2 separate regions of the Homo sapiens genome follow, and region 1 is linked to region 2. A link is an interaction called in ENCODE POLR2A ChIA-PET data of the cell type or tissue named here. Cell type or tissue: OCI-LY7. All regions are shown on one strand.

Evidence for each region. Peaks named below come from ENCODE experiments on the same cell type or tissue, not always from the same donor. Only the 100,000 strongest peaks of a DNase experiment are listed, where the experiment ranks them.
Region 1: POLR2A ChIA-PET joins it to region 2 with 6 read pairs; 4 of 35 experiments call an interaction of 5 or more read pairs at or near these places.

Annotation. Positions count from the first base shown.
Region 1 is chr18:9,208,017-9,213,016 of GRCh38, reverse strand. It overlaps ANKRD12 (ankyrin repeat domain 12), which reads right to left. Exons shown (of 13, transcript NM_015208.5): 5 at 4,214-4,360; 6 at 1,233-1,433. Among named protein-coding and RNA genes, the nearest start is that of ANKRD12, 74 kb to the right of the region's middle. In OCI-LY7, no CTCF peak of the experiment used is centred here; no DNase peak of the experiment used is centred here.
Region 2 is chr18:9,080,467-9,085,466 of GRCh38, reverse strand. No RefSeq gene overlaps it. Among named protein-coding and RNA genes, the nearest start is that of NDUFV2, 20 kb to the left of the region's middle. In OCI-LY7, no CTCF peak of the experiment used is centred here; a DNase peak (open chromatin) is centred at 2,586; H3K4me3 peaks cover 662 bases.

The DNA of each region.
Region 1 (5,000 bases), 130 kb before region 2:
TAAGCCACAGACTGTGAAAATCTTTACATATTTGATAGAGAAAATCTAGACTAAATAAAGGCTCTTGTAGATTAAAAACAGGACTAAACCAAAAGAAAATGAGCAAAGGAGTGGATCTAACAATTCATAAAATACACATAAGTTTATAATAAACATAAGAAATGTTTACCATCACTACTGATCATGAAAATCCAAATTAAGATTTTTTTCATTCTTCAGATTGTTAATAATTAAAAGTTGATAATATCCAGTTTTACTGAAGATATGAGGAAAATGGCTCTTTTATATACTCTTGATGGTAGTATGAATTGATACAGAATTTTGGGGGGGGCAATTTCCATTATTTCAAAAATCTAAAACATGTATCTCCATTGATTTAGCAATTTCACTTCTACTGAAATACTTCCATAAATATACACAAAGATGTTTCTATATAGGTATTTACTACAGTGTTGCCTACGGAATGCTATACCAGAAAATATTATGCAGCTATTAAAAATTAATGGAGTAGGCCTACCTATATATACTGTAAGAATATATAGAAATATCTGTAAGACATTAAGGCAGGTTGCAGAACTACAGATTGATACAGATGGAATGATTTCACTTTAAAAAGCCAATATATAAGTAAGTATTTGCTTTATACATATATAATAAAAATGAACTGAATGAGTAACCTCCTAAGCGTTAACCATAGTTCTATGGAAGAGAAAGAACCTGTGTGGGAGGGAGGGTAGGGTTGTGCAGTATGTGAAATTAAAGAAAATTTTTGAATTGTTCCCTACATACTTTTACTGTTGAATTATTTACAGCAAGAATGTACTGGTATGCTACTTGAATAATGAAAATGAAAGTAATAACACCACACTCTTACAGTCCTCATGGTTCAAGTTAATAAATGTTCTTAAAATACTTATGAATGAATCAACTACTTTGAAAACATATAACTCAAATTCATCTAGGGCAAAACCTAACTTGGATAAAGAACTATACAGCAAGTAATATGTCAACTAAAGTATAAGTTTAGTATATAAAAATATGAGTAATTATTGACATGGAATTGTAGTAGAAATCAGGGGTTTTATGTACGAACTCCAAAAGTTTTGTAATAAAGAGTATTTTTAGAACTCTTTCATTTCAGCAAAATGAATAAAAGAATGTAGATTAAATTGTAACCAGGATCTGTTTAAATTTTAGTGCCTGAATAGTAGGTATTGAATTACTAGTCTTACCTGCAAAATCTTTCACATTCACATTTGCCCCTAAACTTATTAATTCTTTAACTTGTTTCACATCTCCTCGAATAGCAGCCATGTGTAAAGGAGTTTCACCACGTTCATTTCTTTTATTAACTTTATCTTTCTGTCGAGATGAAGAACTGGGAGTTTTCTTTTGGGCAGGCGTTGTTTGTGATGGATGATTTGGTGTGGAATCTGTAAGAAAGAAGAAAGTTAGCAGAAGTTCTAGGCTAAATATTCTGTATACTTATTTAAATGTTTTTATTGGTAATATGCTAATCTCCTGAAACACAAGGAATGCCTTCTCACCCTAACAACCTAAACCTTGACTTGGATGATCCGTTAATGACCCAAATACACAGAGATCTTCCCTTCAGGGTTATCAAATATCATTAGCCAATTAAAAAAAATGTTTTGTCAATTCATAAAATTGGTTTAAAATGATAAAGTATCAAATACGTACTCTAAAATGTTTCCTTAATGAATGATGTGATGAACTATGAAACATTTTTCCTAGGTATGTTATGCTATTATTCTAAGACCTAGAGGAAGTGAAATTGAAGGCTGGAGTCCACACTTCTGACTCAGACAAAGCATTGGAGTTCTTCTGTTCTTATATTATGTGCAAATCAAGGTCATAACGATTTTACTATGAAAATGAAAGAGAAGAGCTACAAAAAATAAGGGTAGTCTGGAAAAGGGCCTTTAAAAACTGCTTTGCCTTGATTCTCATATTTTGATATTTGTTCTAGTTTCTATATTTAAAAAAAAAAAGTTAAATTAGATGATGCCCAAAGTCTCCTCTCCAATTTCAAAACTACAAAAAAACAAAAACTGGTTTCTTAATTAAGGATTCAAGACATATATACAGTGTTAATTAATTCTGAAAATTTACAACTATATAAAAGGAACTGCTCTAAGAGAAAAGAAATATATGGAAAATAATTTTTACCAGTTTAAAACCTGACACGATTAGAGCTCTAAGGCAATACCATCCTTTCCTCAATAAAAAAAAAAAGTGTAAGGTTCATCTTTTGGATTTTTTTTTTTTTTGAGACAGAGTCTCACTCTGTTGCCCAGGCTGGAGCGTGGTAGTTTGATCTAGGCTCACTGCAACCTCTACCTCCCGGGTTCAAGAAATGAAATTCTTCCACCTCAGCCTCCCGAGTGGCTGGATTACGGGCGTGTGCCACCATGCCCGGCTGATTTTTGTATTTTTTAGTAGAGACAGGGTTTCACCATGTTGGCCAGGCTGGTCTCAAACTCCTGGCCTCAAGTGATCTGCCTGCCTCAGCCTCCCAAAGTGCTGGGATTACAGGCTCGAGCTACCATGCCCGGCCCTACCTTTTGGATTTTAAAGTACATTGTCTCGGTAATAGTTTCCTACAGAAGTTTTTCTAGAAATTTACACTCCCAAAGAAAAGGGCCTTATCTATCTTACTCATCACTGCTTAGAAGACTTCTCATATACCACAGCGGTATTCAAGAAATATTTGTTGAATGAATAAATTTTAATGTAATCCTTATAGTCAAATTATTTGTGAAGAGAATTTGCTTGCTGAATTTCTTAAAATCTAAAGACTTATCTAATGAATAAAACAACCACAAACTCCAAGTATATCTGTATGATGGCAAACTGCTTGATATTTCAAAAGTTTTCCATTCTAATTCTATACATATTAATAGAGAGTTGACTAAGAATCACCCTTAAAAAGACCAACTGCAGAACAGTATTATAGTGTACTCCTATTTATACTAAAAAAGAAAAAAAAATTAACCCATAACAAAAGATACGTATTTGTAAGTTTATGCCTAGAAAAGCTACATAAATAAAGATAAGAAACTGTTAACAGTGGTCACCTCTTGAGGGGAGGTGATTGGAGATGAAAGACTTTTACTTTTTGTCTGTTGGTCTTTTAATTTACTTTAAGGACAAAGGTTCACGCTATTTTAAAAAATCAGTTTTAATAAATGTCTTTCCATTTAAAATATTAAATCAGACTTAAAGTCAAAGTCAAAATTTTACAGAAACAGTCAAAGTTTTTACATGGCAAAATGACTTTAATTTGGTCACAGACTTTCCCATGTTGGAGGTGGAAAAGGTAGGAGTGAGTAACCACAACGTACTCTATTTTTAAAAGCAGGAAGCCCTAAAACATTTTTTTAGCAGTGACAGATATTAGATACGCTCATGCTTTGAAATTATAATATTTAGAAACTCTTAAGAATTTAACCATGTCATCCCGTTTTTTAAAAAGAGGCAATACAGGAAAAACTCACTGAAAAATTATCTTTTTCAATGCATTTCAACATGGACTGTTACGTAACCCAGAGTCTTACATAAAATTGCTTTGAATTCAGGGCCAAAAGAAATTTTCTCCAGACAAAAGTGATTTACTTTCTTGAATCAGTCAATGAGAACTATGTAACTCAAAAATTTTCTTTTGTACTTTTAGCTGCCAGGATGTGAATAGTAATAACTATCTCAGGCCAGTTGCCTGGATTTTATCTACCTTTTTAGCTCCCTTTTATAAATTACCATGTTGTTTGGTTTGTTCCCTTTTTGTTTTTGTCCTGCTGGTAAGTCATCATCAATTATTTTTGGAGAACACAGTATATAAATAAACATACATACATGTGGCACAACACCTTAGCTGGAAATGTGACATGAAATATAAAATGACTGTTAATATACTGCTGACATTTTTCCTTATAAAAAAATTTAGATCTTAATAAAACATGGATTACACATGGTGTAAAGAGCCCTACTCTTGTATAGCTTCTACTTTAGCAGAGGATACAGATGATAAACTGTCACACAAATAATCATAAAATTACCACTGACTTACAAGTAATTCTGATTAAATCCAAGAAAGAATAAAAATTAAAAGTAGTTAAAATAATTGTTAAGACGAGACTACAGTTGCCTGAGGAAAACTAGGGATACACATTAACTCAATGATGGTAGGTATCACCTGGACTGTTGTCTCTTGCTGTCATCTGCATAAGAAGTGCCATCTGTTTTCGCTCAGAGAGTGGATAACCAAAAAGAATGCTAACTGGTGTGGATTTCTTATTTCCAGCTTCCTTTTTTGTCTTCTTCTTTTCTGGACCTTCTTTCTCTGGAATTATTAACAAATATGTAAGAATTTGAAACAAATCCAAGTACTCAAAAGCAAGTTTAAGATGAATTTTTTGATAGATGCTGTACATATATATGAGAAATGTGTACAATATATGAACTAGTAGTAGCCAGACAAAAGCACAATGGGTTTTATATTATATAAACAATTTTCTTCCTGACTGCTTTGAAAAAAATATATTCTTAATTCCACTGTTTTCAGAAAATTAGTAATACTTGGGAAATTTATTACTAGTAAAATTTTACCTTAATGACTTGTTCTAGTAAAATTTAATTCCTTGATAACAGTGCAGACATTCTTTAGTATTACATCTTTGAAACCTCTTTTATTCACTATAATTTTATTTGTAATTGCTGATAAGCCTATATAGCAATGCTCCTTCAAATTACTTCCTTAATTCCAGCAATGATTTATACAAACTTCCAACGAGCTAAATATTTAAGACAAGTCTTATCACACAGAACAACTATCGAAAAAAAGTACCAAATCATTTTATTCCAGTCATAGGATAGCTGAACATGAAATGACATTAGTCAAAGCCAAGAATGCGCAAATTAAAGATTCTGTGTGGCTATGGGTTAACAGATCTTGCAAAGATCCAAAAATTTTCAAGGACCTT
Region 2 (5,000 bases):
AGGAAGCCAATTTTTTCTATGCAGTTATTTTTACAATGGAAATATCTTTAATGGGTCTTTCTGATGATAGAAGTAATGATCATTGTTAAAATTCAAATAATAATTGGATGGGCATGGTGGCACACACCTGTAATCCCAGCACTTTGGGAGGCCGAGGCTGATGGATTGCTTGAGCTCAGGAGTTTGAGACCAACCTGGCCAACATTGCAAAACCCTGTCTCTACTAAAAATACAAAAATTAGCAGGGCGTGGCTGTGCATGCCTGTAGTTCCAGCTACTCAGGAGGCTGAAGCAGGAGAATCGCTTAAACCCAGGAGGTGGAGGTTGCAGTGAGCTGAGATCACACCACTGCACTTCAGCCTGGGCAACAGAGCAAGACTCTGTCTCAGAAAAAAAAATATATACACACACACACACACACACACACACACACACACACACACACACACAGACACGCACACACACACACACGCACATATATACATACATACATACATATATATATATATATATATATATATATATATATATATGTATGTATGTAGAGAGAGAGAGAGAGAGAAATATATTAAAAATCACCGGAGGCCAGGCATGGTGGCTCACGCCTGTAATCCCAGCACACTTTGGGAGGCCAAGGCAGGCAGATTACGAGGTCAGGAGATCGAGAAGATCCTGGCTAACACTGTGAAACCCCATCTCTACTAAAAATACAAAAAAATTAGCCGGGCATGGTGGCACGTGCCTGTAGTCCCAGCTACTCAGGAGGCTGAGGCAAGAGAATCACTTGAACCCGGGAAGTGGAGGTTGCAGTGAGCTGAGATCACGCCACTGCACTCCAGCCTGGGCAAGAGAGACAGAGCCAGAGCCAGAGACACCCGGAATTACAGGCGTGAGCCACCTCTCCTGGCCACAAGTTTTCTTTCTTTCTTTTCTTTTCTTTTTTTTTTTTTTTGAGACGGAGTCTCGCTCTTGTTGCCCAGGCTGGAGTGCAGTGGCACGATCTTGGCTCACCGCAACCTCTGCCTCCAGGGTTCAAGCAATTATCCTGCTTCAGCTTCCTGAGTAGCTGGGATTACAGGCATGCACCACCATGCCTGGCTAATTTTTGTATTTTTACTAGAGACGGGGTTTCTGCATGTCAGTCAGGCTGGTCTCGAACTCCCAACCTCAGGTGATCTGCCAGCCTCGGCCTCCCAAAGTGCTGGGATTACAGGCATGAGCCACTGTGCCCGGCCCCACAAGTTCTTTTAGTATCACATCTAGTATGCCAGGTACATCTCACTAAATGTTTTCAAATTAAGACCATCAGTATATCCTCTTACAAATAAATTATTTTAAATTTTGTCATAGAAGTATGCAAGGAAAAACAACCAGTTCTTAGAAAAGCATGATATAACTTACTTTCCTAGAATGTGAAACGGGAAATACACGAATTACTCTAATTTGGAGGTTCTACGGAAGGAAGTCATTTATTGCATGTTGCCATCATTGAGAAACAGATGATTATCTTTCTCCTGCACATGAATACCATCTTTCAGTATGTTAATACTTGCCATTCTTCATGAACTTCATAGTTAAATTCTTCCATGTGTACATTAAAATATATTTGATCTGTGAATTAAAAAAATTATCAATACCACACATAGACTACATTTATCAGCCCTTAAGATGAGAGTCCTTTTGTTTTCTGCCCCTAGGTCCACTTTGATGTCAAATGAACACTGATGGGGTTATTCAGTTTTTATGTAGACATCCTACAATAGATACAGTATGGGTTTTTGCAAATATATTGAGTCATTACTCATTTCTCTTCCAAGGTAGTTTAAAATGCTTTAAATGATTATTCAGTATAGAGTTCAGTTATAAATTGTGGTACTGTATGAAGAGATTTGGAAGAGCTATATAAGGATTAAATCCTTCACCTCAAATATAGTGATATAGAGAAGCTAAAAAATAAGATACATGTCTTATAATTTTGCCTTGTCTCAGTTCTGTGTCTTCCCCTTTTGACACAACCTAAAACCAAATTGCCAAGAAAAGGAAACAACTACCAAAAAGCACAGCTGGTGCGTTAGTGGGACTGAATTCACGGCACCAGTCACTCATGAATTTGTGTAGACACAGGTGGATCTGAAGGACTTCTCTTCAAGGCACATGCAGTTTAGCCAGGCACTGACCAGCTCCAAATTCTCCTTGACCACTTGCTACCTGAATACTCAAGGCCCACTTGCTGCTCAATCCAAAATTCACTCAGGCCACTAGACTGTTCTACTACCTTAACATGTTAAGTTTGGAAAGCTGTTTTCCTCGAGAACACTCCCAAGGAGAAGAGCAAATACTGCTCATATGTGTTTCTGAAACAACTTCAAGCGGCTTTTAGCAGGCAAAAATTTTCCATCGTGTGGGTGTTTTTGGTGCCATCTGAGAGATACTGTGGTTTTCAACCAGCTTGGTGCTATTACTACAATCACTTTACCTGACCTCTTTCTTTAAACAGGCATAAGACAAGGCTGAGCTCATACTTTCAGGAAAGCCACTCTGCCACCTAAGCAGAACTAACACTGTTAGAAGAGCATGCAAATTGTAATTTAAAAAAATCCATAGGCCAGCAGTTTCTTTTAACCACAGTGGCTTTTCTCCCCCTCCTGCTCATTCTGCTGATATAGCAGCATTGGTGTGCATGGCAAAGCTTTAGCTTTCTGCTCTAATTTGCTGTTCCTCTGATGAGAATTGTGCATTTGAGGATGCTTTGTTTCGTGTGTGTTAAGTGTTGCACATCCAGCTGGATTTTAAGTTTCTGAAGGCATGGACCCCCTCCCTTTTATCCGTCTCTTCTATAGGACCCAATATGGTATTCTATTGTAGGTGCTCAATTATTGTATGTTGAATGAATGTATGATTGAATCAGTGTGTGACTGAACAGATATTTCCAGTCTCCCATTTTATAAACTCAACAGTGCAAACTGGATGGGATTAATTTTAATCAGAAAGAAAGGTGTATGGCAATGCAGAAATAAAATGATGGTGAGAATAAGAAATAAAGATGAGATAAATATAAGAAATATATTTATATATTATAATCAGTTTAATGAGAAATAAAGATGAGAATAAGAAACAGACTAAGGGAGGAGCTAAAGAGTTCACTAATTCCACAGTAAAGGTGGTTTAGATGTGTAGATGACTGAATCTATGCAGTGGAGTATATATATATGTGTGTGTGTGTATACATATAATATGTATATAGATTTAAATACGTATGTATTTATGCGCCAGCATGGGCAACATGTCTCTACCAAAAATACAAATTAGCCAGTCATAGTGACACGTGCCTGTGGTCCCAGTTACTCGGAAGGCTGAGGTGGGAGGATTGCTTGAACCCAAGAGGTGGTGGTTGCAGTGAGCCAAGATTGCATCACTGCACTCCAGCCTGGGTGACAGAGTTGAGACCCTGTCTCAAAAATAAATGAATAAAATAAATAAATAAATATGTATTCATGTAATTATCTGTATACTTTATATATTATATACATATCTACAATGCATGATATATGATGTATGTATATGCATATATATTATATATGTGTATATATGTACGTGTTTGTGTGTATAGATGTGTATATGTGCATACACACACACACACACACACACACACACACATATATATACTTTAAAGAATTTATACCAAAGTTCCTCTTAGAGAACTGTCTTTGTCTGGAAAAATGCCTTGATTAGCCACTTGTGGGTGGAAAGACCCTGGGGCCACTGGATGAAAGAATATAAGATAGCAAAGTTATAGCTAAACCACTCCACATCTAAACATCAACAATAATTTGTGAGTGGGAGTAGAACAGTCAAGAGAAGAGAGGGAGCCGGGCGCGGTGGCTCATGCCTGTTATCCCAGCACTTTGGGAGGCCAAGGCAGGCGGATCACTTGAGGTCAGGAGTTCGAAACCAGCCTGGCCACCATGGCGAAATCCCGTCTCTACTAAAAATATTTAAAAAATTAGCTGGGCATGGTGGCACATGCCTGTAATCCCAGCTACTCAGGAGACTGAGGCAGGAGAATTGCTTGAACCCAGGAGGTGGAGGCTGCAGTGAGCCTAGCTCGCACCACTGCACTCCAGCCTGGGTCAAAGAGTGTAACTTCCAGAAACTGGTCTCAAAAAAAAAATTAAATTAAAAAAATTAATTAAAAAAAAAGAGAGGAGAGGGGAGAAAAATTAAAGATACAGATATGGGATTGTACAAGCCTTTGCCTTGGGAAAGTGGTTTGGGATAAATCAAAGAAAAGAGGTTGAGTTCCAGAACGAGATTGTCCCAGAGCAGAAAAGGATGACAACAGCAGAAGTAGACACCAAGAGAGGCGTGCATTCAGCAAGAGCAGGATTGTGGAACTGGAAGTGAACATGTGTCTGCAAAACCTCAGGAATTAACATAAACCCAGGGAAATAATTAGACCCCTCACAGAGCTTGGGAAGAAGCCTCAAGCAAATTTTAATTAAATCTTAAAAGGTACTCTTATCGGCCGGGCACAGTGGCTCACACCTGTAATCCCAGCACTTTGGGAGGCCGAGGCGTGTGGATCACCTGAGGGCAGGAGTTCGAGACCAGCCTGGTCAACATGGTGAAACCCCGTCTCTACTAAAAATACAAAAATTAGCCAGGCGTGGTGGCAGGCGCCTGTAATCCCAGCTACTCGGGAGGCTGAGACTGGAGAATCGCTTGAACCCAGGAGGCGGAGGTTGCAGTGAGCTGAGATCATGCCATCACACTGCAGGCTGGGGGACAGAGCGAGACTTTGTCTCAAAAAAAAAAAAAAGGTTGCTCTTATCTCAATTTATGTCTCAGAGTTCCTTAAATCCAGATTTAGGGCAAGTAATTTGGAAACCCTCTCTTCCTTCCAACCGATAAGTTTCTAATACTATCTTCTTAAAGCCCAGAGTTACAAAACAAACAAAAGCAATAAAATGAACAAATAAACAAAGCCCACATCCTCTTTC